Regions from separate parts of the Homo sapiens genome. Here region 2 is linked to region 1. Evidence: read pairs that join two places in POLR2A ChIA-PET (ENCODE). Cell type or tissue: HepG2. All regions are shown on one strand. Each heading gives the region's core, and the rest is flanking DNA. Links, peaks and the distances in the headings are about the cores only.

Region 1 (5,368 bases), core at 88-5,087:
TGCAGTGAGCTGAGATCTGTGGCCATTCTTTTCATAATCCCCAAAGAGGAGTCAGAGAGGCCCCTCAAAGGTCATTAGGTCGGACGTCCAGGGCCAGACCTGCCGTGGGTCTGGTTCCATCCCATCCTCTCAACTCCCAGCCCCTGCTCTGCCCTGGAGGTCCCTGGGGCAGAGGAGGAGAGGGGCAAGCCGGGTGCAGTGGGAGCCTGGGGGGACCGTTCCCTTCCCTTCCACTGCTGCTGAACAGCCACCAGGATGCATCCCAGCCCCTGCAGAGGGCAGGCAAGGAAGGAAGAGAGGGCCCGGAGGGAAGGACAGGCCTCAGGGGAGTGGACAGGGCCCTTTGCCTCCCCAGGTGCCTGCAGAACAACGGGACCCGGAGCTGTCCCAACTGCCGCCGCTCATCCATGAAGCCTGGCTTTGTATGACTCCTGGCAGCAGGCGTGGGCTTCCTCCTCGCCACTCCTGCTCTTTCTCCACTGCACGCCAGAGGCCCATTTACTCCTGGGGCAGCTGCCAGGTCGTCCTCACCATAGCCAAGGCCTTGGGGCCTGCCCAGGGCTGCTCCCCTGGGCCCAGCTCCCCTCCCTGCCTCTTTGTACTTTGCTCTTTATAGAAAAATAAACTGTTTGTACCTGGTCCCAGGGATTCCGACTTTCCATGCCCAAGGTCTGAGGAGTGGGGAGAGTGGGAGTGAGGCGCCCCACAGGAGCTTCCTCAGACGCAAGCGTTTCCTCTGCACATATGTACAAGGGCCTCCAGCAGCCCCTCCAGGAACTTGGGATGCCACAGAGACACGATCCCTGCAGTGAGAAGCTGACGTGCAGTGGGTGGGAGGGTATATGATAAACAGGAAACACACAGTTTGGAAAGCCTGGTGGGAAGCTGCTATAGACGAATCGTGTCCCCCCAGATTCCCATGTTGAAGGCTTAGTCCGTTTGGGCTGTTGTAACGAAACAGACTGGGTGGCTTGTAAACAACAGGAATTGATATGTCACAGTTCTGGAGGCTGGGAAGTCCAAGATCAAGGCACCTGCAGATTGGGTGTCTGGTGAGGGCGCACATTCTTGCTCACAGATTGAGTTTTCTTGCTGTGTTCTTGCATGGTGGAAGGGACAAGGAAGTTCTCTGCATTCCTTTTTTTTTTTTCTTTTTGAGACAGGGTCTCACTCTGTCGCCCAGGCTGGAGTGCAGTGGTGAGATCTCAGCTCACTGCAACCTCCGCCTCCCGGGTTCAAGCAGTTCTCCTGCCTCAGCCTCCTGAGTAGCTGGGATTACAGACACGCATCAACATGCCTGGCTAATTTTTCTATTTTTAGTAGAGACAGGGTTTCTCCAAGTTGGCCAGGCTGGTCTCTAACTCCTGACCTCAAAAGATCCACCTGTCTTGGCCTCCCAAAGTGCTGGGATTACAGGCGAGAACAACCATGCCAGGCACAGTCCCTTAATAAGGGCACTAATCCCATATATAAGGGCTCCACCCTCATGACCTAATTGCCTCCCAAAGGCCTCACCTGCCTAATGACAGTCCTAGCAGGCTCATATAATGTGATAAGTTCTTTGTAACAATAAAGAGTAGAGCCTGGTTGTGTGCAGTGGTTCCTGCTTGTAATTCCAGCACTTTGGGAGGCCGAGGTGGGTGGGTCACTTGAACCCAGGAGTTCAAGACCAGCCTGTACAACATGGCAAAACCCTGTCTCTAGAAAAAAAAAAATACAAAAATTAGTCAGCATGGTGGCACACACCTGTAGTCCCAGCTACTCGGGAGGATGAAGCAGGAGAATCTCTTGAACCTGGGAGGCAGAGGTTGCAGTGAGCCAAGATCATACTACTGCACTTCAGCCTGGGGGACAGAGCAATACTCTGTCTCAAAAAAAAAAAAATAAGAGTAGAGGCCTGGCGCAGTGGCTCACACCTGTAATCCCAGCACTCTGGGAGGCAGAGGGGAGGTTGGATCACCTGAGGTCAGGAGTTCGAGACCAGCCTGACCAACATGGTGAAACCCCGTCTCTACTAAAAATACAAACATTAGCTGGGCGCGGTGGTGGGCGCCTGTAATCCCAGCTCCTCCGGAGGCTGAAGCAGGAGAATCGCTTGATCCTGGGAGGTGGCAGTTGTGGTGGGCTGAGATTGTGCCATTGCACTCCAGCCTGGGCAACAGAGCGAGACTCCATCTCAAAAAAGAAAAAAGAGTAGAGCCTGGTCCCTCTTCCTCATGTTCACCCCCTTCCCTAAACCAGTTCTAAAACCATTAAGTGGGACAGAGCAAGACAAGCATCTGTGTGGAGGGGTGACCTGGTGTGAGGCACTGGAATCTAAGCAGGCTGAAGAGTGTCCACACAGGGCAAGGCCTGGGGTGAGAGGTCAGAACCTGTGTGGAGAGAGGACAGAATCCACACATGGGGTTGGGTTGTTTTGAAGTGTCAGAGACCAAGCCCAAGGAGGGGCAGCCTGGCGTGGGCCATTGGGACCTCACCAGAGTAAGGAGGCATCCAAATTGGTGAAGGTTTGTGTGAGGCATCAGAGCTTGAGTAGAGCGAATAGGCCATGCACATGATTTGGGGCATCCTGGCAGGGGGCATTAGGTCAAGGATGGAGTGAAGAGGGTTCTGTGTGTGGAAGGGAGTGGCAGTGGAACACTGGGTACACAGAGGGGGTTGATCAAACAAGTAAGTAGGTCAGGTGCGGTGGCTCACAGTCTATAATCCCAGCACTCTGGGAAGCCGAGGCAAGTGGATCACTTGAGGTCAGGAGTTCGAAAGCAGCCTGGCCAACATGGTGAAACCCCATCTCTACTAAAAATACAAAAAAAAATTAGCCTGGCGTGGTGGCAGGCGCCTGTAGTCCCAGCTACTCAGGAGGCTGAGGCAGGAGAATGGCGTGAACCAAGGAAGCAGAGCTTGCAGTGAGCCGAAATCCTGCCACTGCACTCCAGCCTGGGTGACAGAGCAAGACTCTGTCTCAAAAAAAAAAAAAAAAAAAAATTAGCTGGGCGTGGTGGTGCACACTTGTAATCCCAGCTACTTGGAGGCTGAGGCAGGAGAATCCCTTGAGCCCAGGAGGTGGAGGTTGCAGTGAGCTGAGAGCACACCACTGCACTCCAGCCTGGGCAACAAGAGTGAGACTCCATCTCAAAAAAAAAAAAAAAAAAAGTAGGTAGATTAAGGACAGTGGAAGGCAGCTTTCTCACTTTTTTTTTTTTTTAGATGGAGTCTTGCTTTGTCACCCAAGCTGGAGTGCAATGCCTCCATCTTGGCTCACTGCAACCTCTGCCTCCTGGGTTGAAGCAATTCTCCTGCCTCAGCCTCCTGAGTAACTGGGACTACAGGCATGTGCCACCATGCCGGCTAATTTTTTGCATTTTTAGTAGAGACAGGTTTTCACTGTGTTAGCCAGGATGGTCTCGATCTCCTGACCCCATGATCCGCCTGCCTCAGCCTCCCAAAGTGCTGAGATTACAGGTGTGAGCCACCGTGCCTGGCCGCTTTCTCACTATTGATGGAGAGAATTACAAATATGGAAAGGGAGAGAACCAGAGTGGACCCTGTGGCGCTGAATTAGAATTGTAAGAATCAGTGTGAACTCATGGATTTCAAAATATACGGGTAGATCTAGAAATAAATATAGTTATAAATGTGCGTGTCCACCAGCCTGGGCGCAGTGATATGCCAACAGCAATGAGCTCACCCAGCAGCCAGGGCTTGGCTTTGAAACACCATGTTTCACAAAAAGGAACCAAGGCTCTTTGGTCAAGGGCCTGATTCCAGGGCTGGGTCATAGAGAGTACAAGATGAGCCAGAGCTATTTTGTGCCAGAAAGCAAGGGAAGTTGAAAGAATAATGAGGAAAACTCAAAGGCCACAGGAGCCAGCTTGGATGGGCTCCCAGCAGCCACTGATAATGAGTAACAGTGAATGTCGCAGCTCAGGCTGCCATAACAAGGCACCTTAGGATGAGAAGCTTAAACAACTAAAACTTACAGTTCTAGAGACAGGACATCCAAGATCGAGGTGCCAGAAAATTCAAGAAGCCTCTCCTCCTGACTTGCCCTTCTCTCTGTGTTCTTACAAGACTTTCCCCCCATGCTGCTGTGGTGACAGCAAGATTGAGCCCTCTCTCTCTCTCTTTTTATGTATTTATTTATTTTTGAGACAGAGTCTCGCTCTGTTGCCCAGGCTAGAGTGCAGTGGCATGGTCTTGGCTCACTGCCTCAGCCTCCCAAGTAGCCAGGATTACAGGTATGTGCCACTATGCCTGCCTAATTTTTGTATTTTTAGTAGAGATAGGGTTTCACCATGTTGGTCAGGCTGGTCATGAAGTCCTGGACTCAAGCAATCCACCTGCCTCAGCCTCCCAAAATGCTGGGATTACAGGCACGTGTCACCACACCCGGCTAATTTTTGTATTTTTAGTAGAGACAGAATTTGGCCATGTTGGCCAGGCTGGTCTCGAACACCTGACCTCAGGTGATCTGCCCCCCACCCCCTAGTCTCTTTCCCTCCCTCCCTCTGTCTTCCTCTTCCTATAAAGGCACTAATTGTCTGGGTGTGGTGGCTCACGCCTGTAACTCCAGTAGTTTGGGAGGCGGAGGCAGGCAAATCACTTGAGGTCAGGAGTTCGAGACCAGCCTGGGCAACACGGCAAAACCCTGTCTCTACTAAAAATACAAAAATTAGCCACATGTGGTGGTGCACATCTGTAATCCCAACTACTTGGGAGGCTGAGGTGGGAGTATCACTTAAGCCCAGGAGGCAGAGGCTGCAAAGAGCTGAGATGGCACCACTGCACTCCAGCCTGGGCCAGAGTGAGACCCTGTGAAAAAAAAAAAACGAAACAGGCTGGGCCTCATTGAGAAGGTGGCATGTGAGTGAAACCTTAAAGGAGGTGAGAGATTGAACTAAGCAGATTTCCTGGAAAGAGCATTCTCCTAGAGAACAGAATCCTAAGACAGGAGCTTGCCTGATGTGCTCAGGAGCAGCAGGGAGGCCTGTAAGTGAGCAGGAGGGAAGGAGGAGGAGTGGAGGCCAGGAGGAGAGTGTGGTGTGAACACATGCAGGACTTGGGAAGGACTTTGGCTCCTGCTCTGGCGAGTCGGGCACCTGCTGAGGATTTTGAGCAGAGGAGTGACGTGATCTGACTTGGTTTTACAAGAATTCCTCTGGTTGCTATGTGGAGAACAGATTCCATACAAGACAGCTGGCCTGAATGTTTCAAAAATGCCAAGGCCATGAAAGACCAAAATGATTGAGAGATTGTTCTGGAATAAAGAAGATTAAAGAGATGTGACAACTAAATGGATCATGTGACCCTTGACTTGATGCTGGATTTTTAAAATTATTTTATTTTATTTATTTATTTATTTATTTCT
Region 2 (5,368 bases), core at 183-5,182, 140 kb after region 1:
AAAGATAAGGACCTATGCGTATAAGCTCTTGTAGAGAACATCCATTCTCATCTCTGTTTAATAAAGTAACAAGTCTATCAGTGTTTTAACACAGCCTATAGAGGCACATACACATTAAAAAGCAGAGGCTGGGCACAGTGGCTCATGCCACTTTAAGAGGCCAAGGCAGGAGGCTCACTTAACCCAGGAGTTTGAGACTGGCCTAGACAACAGAGGGAAACCCCATCTCTACAAAAAACTAAAAAATTAGCCAGGCATGGTGGTGTATGCCTGCAGTCCCAGCTACTTGGGAGGCTGAGGTGGGAGGATCACTTGAGCCTAACAGGTCAAAGCTGCAGTGAGCAGTTGAGCAGTGACTGTGCCACTACACTCCAGCCTGGGCAACAGAGTGAGACCCTGTGTAAAAAAAAAAAAAAAAAAAAACAACAAAAAACAGATGTCTACGGCAAGGACTAAAAAGAATTCATCTCCTTCCAGCTGATCATGGGCTTACTGTGTGATCTAGGGAAGTTCTTTTTTCCTAAGGCATTGTTCCCCTCACCTATTAGAAGAGACTACTCACAGCAATATAGTGAATCACAAACTTCTTGAGTAGAAACCATGCCTTTTTCATCCCTGTTTCTTTAGCACAAAATCTGGCACTTAGTAAATCACTTCATGGATGTTTATTAATGAATGAAAACTTCAAATAACTGTTAGGAATATACTAAAATAAAATGCTATTTTATTTATAAATAGAGCAGTGACCAAAATAAAACTGGATAGTCCATAGAAATAGGCAGACTGGTACTAAACGAGAGCTGTAATTGTCCTGACATTGCCACAAAGGTATTACTTTGCCTGTGTTAAACCTGGGGGTTAATACTACATAGGATTCAAAGCCCTTACGTGACTGGGCACGGAGCCTAACTCATCAATGATTCAGGAGAGGGTTCTAAAAGCCCCAGATTGTGAGTCAAATGACTCTGAACAAAGCCTTAAGAAATGTTTTCCTTAAAGCCAAATATAAGAAGATTACCTCTTCCTTATTTAACCTTTACCTCTTTAGCGTCTCTTAACTTTCATTCTTTTCTTGCCTGCTTCCCTCCCCCATTAAAGAAATGGTTTTCTTTTGTTAATAAACAAAGCTTACAAAGATGGTGCTTGTGGCAGAGTTGGTCTCAATTTCACTATCAGACAAAGTGCCCCGAGAGCTTGCCAGGTGAACACTGCCCTCGCCACCTGGTCCATCACCTGCATTGCTGCTCAAGTCACTGTCAGCTCCAAGGGTCTCTCCAGAGCTATTACTCACCTGGAAAGGAAAAAAGGTAGTAAGAGACAGTCCCCAGGGATGGGCCCCAGAAATACCAAGCTGTTAGAGCTCCCTGCCACCATAAAAAAGTATTAAATTTCAAAAGTGTGTCAGATAGCCTCTGGAAGTACCTTCTTTATAAGATGAGAAGCTCTGGGTGAAATCTCGTATACACACACCTATGATGGTAAACATCTCCACCATGAGAACCATGCTGACCTGAGACTCAGAGCAGCCTCCAAAGAGAAAGTAGCACCCTTTTCCAAAGGGGAAATCCACACCCCACCCACCAAGATGCCAGTGTGGTGTTCCCCTACCACGGTGCTAACTTCAGAATCCTGACTTGAGCTGCGGATCATAACAGCTGGACTCACGCCGATGACAGAGTCTTGATCAGTCCTCTGAAACAAGACACAGGAACATTAGGGGAGGTGTCCAATCTCCTCTCAGTTTCCCACAGAAATACTGTACCTTTTTCTTTCTCCTCATCCCCACCCTTCTGTTATCATCCTTAGAGAAGTCACGAGCAACTTTTGTTTCCAGAATATAAAATATGTACAACTTATGTAATAAAAAAAAGAAATAGGCCGGGCACAGTGGCTCACGCCTGTAGTCCTAGCACTTTGGGAGGCTGAGGTGGGAGGATCATTTCAGCCCAGGAGTTGGAGACCAGGCTGGGCAACATGGCGAAACCCCATCTCTACAAAAAATACACAAACTTAGCCAGGCATGGTGGTGGGTGCCTGCGGTCCCAGATGCTCAGGACGCTGAGGTGGGAGCATCACTTGAGCCCAGGAGTTTGAGGCTGCAGTGAGCAGAGAGCACACCACTGCTCTCCAGCTGCAGCGACAGAATGAGACCCTGTCTCAAAAAAAAAAACAAAAAAACAAAAAACAATGCGTTAAAGAAGTACATGCTCACTGTAGAAAATACATGAAAGAATAAGGAAATAAGAACAAGCTGTAAATCTACCTCCCACGTTAACCACTGTTTTTAGTATATTTCCTTTCAGTTTTTTCTCAATACATTTTAAAAATAAAATTGGAGTCACACTATAGGTAGCTTTGTTAAACAGTTTCCCATGTCACTAAATTTTTGAAAACACAATCTTTAATGGATACTAATATTGCATTACATGGATCTATTATACTTATTTAATAATTCCCTTATCATTAGTTATTTATATTGTTTTGAGGTTGTTCATTTTTTTTTTTTTTTTTTTTTTTTGAGACGGAGTCTCACTCTGCGGCACAGGCTGGAGTGCAGTGGCGCAATCTCAGCTCGCTGCAACCTCTGCCTCCCGGGTTCCAGTGATTCTCCTGCCTCAGCCTCCTAAGTAGCTGGGATTACAGGTGCCCGCCACCACACCCAGCTAACTTTTGTATTTTTAGTAGAGACGGGGTTTCACTACGTTGGCCAGGCTGGTCTCCAACTCCAACTCCTGACCTCAAGTGACCCACCTGCCTCGGCCTCCCAAAGTCCTGTGATTACAGGCATGAACCACCGCACCTGGCTATTTTATTTTTATTTTTATTTTTTTTTTTTTTTGAGATGGAGTTTCACCTTTGTTGCCCAGGCTGGAGTGCAACAGCACAATCTCGGCTCACCACAACCTCCGCCCACCGGTTAAAGCATTTCTCCTGCCTCAGCCTCCCGAGTAGCTGGGATTACAGGCATGCGCCACCATGCCTGGCTAATTTTGTATTTTTCATAGGGGCGGGGTTTCACCATGTTGGTCAGGCTGGTCTCGAACTCCCGACCTCAGGTGACCCACCCGCCTCGGCCTCCCAAAGTGCTGGGATTACAAGCATGAGCCACTGTGCCCGGCTGTCTGACTGTTCTATTTTAACTTAAAGAAGTATTCTGAGACAGCATATTTAATACTTGCAAATTTCAACAAGGTTGTCACAAACCTGGGAACTAGACGTCAGGCTCACACCACTGTCTGCGCTGATCTGGGACTTTTTCTCCTCTGTCTCACCAAGGTCAAAGACAGGTTTGATTACTTCAGGCCCTGAGTAGGGGAAGACTTCTGTTACTCCGTGCACAAAGGCTAGGGGCAGGCTGGTAAAGGGGGTGGGACGGCAGCACAGGCTGTTCCCAGACCCGTTCAGCCCATCCTAGTCACCTTTCCAAGGACTACCCCCCACTCAGGACCCACTGGAAAAAGAGGACCCCAGATGCCTTAAGAACCAAGTAGGACAAATCAGACCTGGTCTCAATGGGTTCTCCAGCCATCTTCTCAACCTGAGAAAATTCTGAGCAAATCATCTTAAAACAGAGAAGCTCCACAAGGCTGGGCATGGTGGCTCACGACTGTAATCCCAGCACTTTGGGAGGCTGAGGCAGGTAGATCACCTGAAGTCAGGAGTTTGAGACCAGCCTGGCCAACATGATGAAACCCTGTCTCTACCAAAAAATACAAAAATTAGCCGGGCGTGGTGATGCACACCTGTAATCTCAGCTACTCGGGAGGTTGAGGCACGACAATTGCTTGAGCCCTGGAGGCAGAGGTTGCAGTGAGGCAAGATCGTACCACTGCACTCCAGCCTGAGCAGCAGAGCAAGACTCCATCTCAAAAAAAAAAAAAAAGAAAAGCTCCACGAACAAATGTCTAAACCACATTCCATGGCACTCAAGAGTCTGAGCTTCACTGGTACCTGAAACCATTTAATGGTCCCCAGGTCCCTTAATGCTTCCCAAACAAATGTGTCTAAAGGAGGTAGAAAAGGTTGGGCCCGATGAGATAAGAAACACCAGCTGTTTTGGTGGGCACTGCCTACCTCCATCCTACAACTTCTATGTTTGAGATGAAAACCACCCCCCTTGTCCCCCACCCACCCACAATGGTATGGCAGAAAGACAGAATGACAGAAAGCAAGAAAGCGTGCCTAGGCAAGCCACCAGAGAGTGGGGCAGCTACAGACTCAACATGGAGGGACAGCAACCATCTCTGCCAACTGTGCCCACAGGCCTTCTAACAGGTGTGGGAGATATCAGCCAATGGGGGGCACTAAAATAGGCAAACATTCTCCCCACCAACTCTGAAGCAACAGAGAACCAAGTTCTGGGGAGTTGTATTCAGTAGACACCTGGTTATAGCCTGATTGACACGAGGGGAGGGGGAAAGAAGCGGCCTACACACACCTAGGAGTCACATGCTACCTACCTGCTGCCATTCCAAACACGCTCTAAGAGCAAATTTGGGGTGGGGCTGACAAAGGGAGCCTGCCCCAACTGGGCCTGGGGAGTTGGCAGGTATGGAGGACTTGGGAACAGGAAAGGGCATTTGTTCCTTACTCTGTTTTTCCAAAGCTTTTTGCTTTTTCACTTCCTGGTGCTTGTTCCACAATTCTACCCCAGATGCAATGCAAGCAGGAGAGAAAGACAGAAAGTCAGAGGCTGGTCAGACAGACGAAATGGAAACCCACCCACCCAAGTCGATTCAGTCTCAGGCACTGGATTACCAACCAAGAGATACAAAGATATCTTCATGGGGAGAAGGGGCAGAAAACAAGAGATCTAACCCCTCCACCCAAACTCATGAACAGATTCCAAATTTCTAATTCCAATCCCAATGTGGCAGTAAAAACCCTGCAGAATGTTAGAGCTGGAAGTGCCCTTAACAAAGCTCCTTCATTTTTGCATGAGGAACTGGTCCTAAAGAGGCTGGAGCACTTGATCAAGATCATGTAACTTAGGATCCATTTAAACTCCCACCATGCCACACACTCTCTCTACCAAATGAGCTGGGGAAGGGCAATTTTTCAGATTCCAGATGAGACAGATGAACACCTCAAGCAGCCAGAGTTTCAGAAGGAAGAACACCAATCTTTGCTTGATTCACTGGACTGAACAAAGGCCAATTCATGCAGGCAGTTAGCATCCCTCCTCATTGCTCCTCAAGAAACCAACTCACCCCTACCTGCCCTACCCACCAGTGATCTGGAAAAATGCCTCCAGTTGAGGTGACAGAGAACATAAAATGGTCAAGACCAGCATCTTCATAGGGAAAAGCAGACAGAATGGCAACCACAGCAATTCTTTTCCTGGAAGGAACTTCAGAGTGTACTTAGT

What was found. ChIA-PET counts read pairs that join two places held together with the same protein. Peaks named below come from ENCODE experiments on the same cell type or tissue, not always from the same donor. Only the 100,000 strongest peaks of a DNase experiment are listed, where the experiment ranks them.
Region 2: POLR2A ChIA-PET joins it to region 1 with 6 read pairs; 5 of 35 experiments call an interaction of 5 or more read pairs at or near these places.

Annotation. Positions count from the first base shown.
Region 1 is chr11:47,433,035-47,438,402 of GRCh38, reverse strand. RAPSN (receptor associated protein of the synapse) reads left to right here. Exons shown (of 8, transcript NM_005055.5): 8 at 356-639. The coding sequence ends at 428. It overlaps LOC124902673 (a long non-coding RNA gene), which reads right to left and starts at 779. Exons shown (of 2, transcript XR_007062669.1): 1 at 636-779. In HepG2, for the core only: a CTCF peak has its summit at 253 (motif pointing right); DNase peaks (open chromatin) are centred at 462 and 2,612; H3K4me3 peaks cover 1,006 bases.
Region 2 is chr11:47,291,820-47,297,187 of GRCh38, reverse strand. It overlaps MADD (MAP kinase activating death domain), which reads right to left. Exons shown (of 37, transcript NM_001376571.1): 21 at 4,592-4,645; 22 at 3,205-3,305; 23 at 1,609-1,692; 24 at 1,133-1,291. Among named protein-coding and RNA genes, the nearest start is that of MADD-AS1, 22 kb to the right of the region's middle. In HepG2, for the core only: no CTCF peak of the experiment used is centred there; no DNase peak of the experiment used is centred there.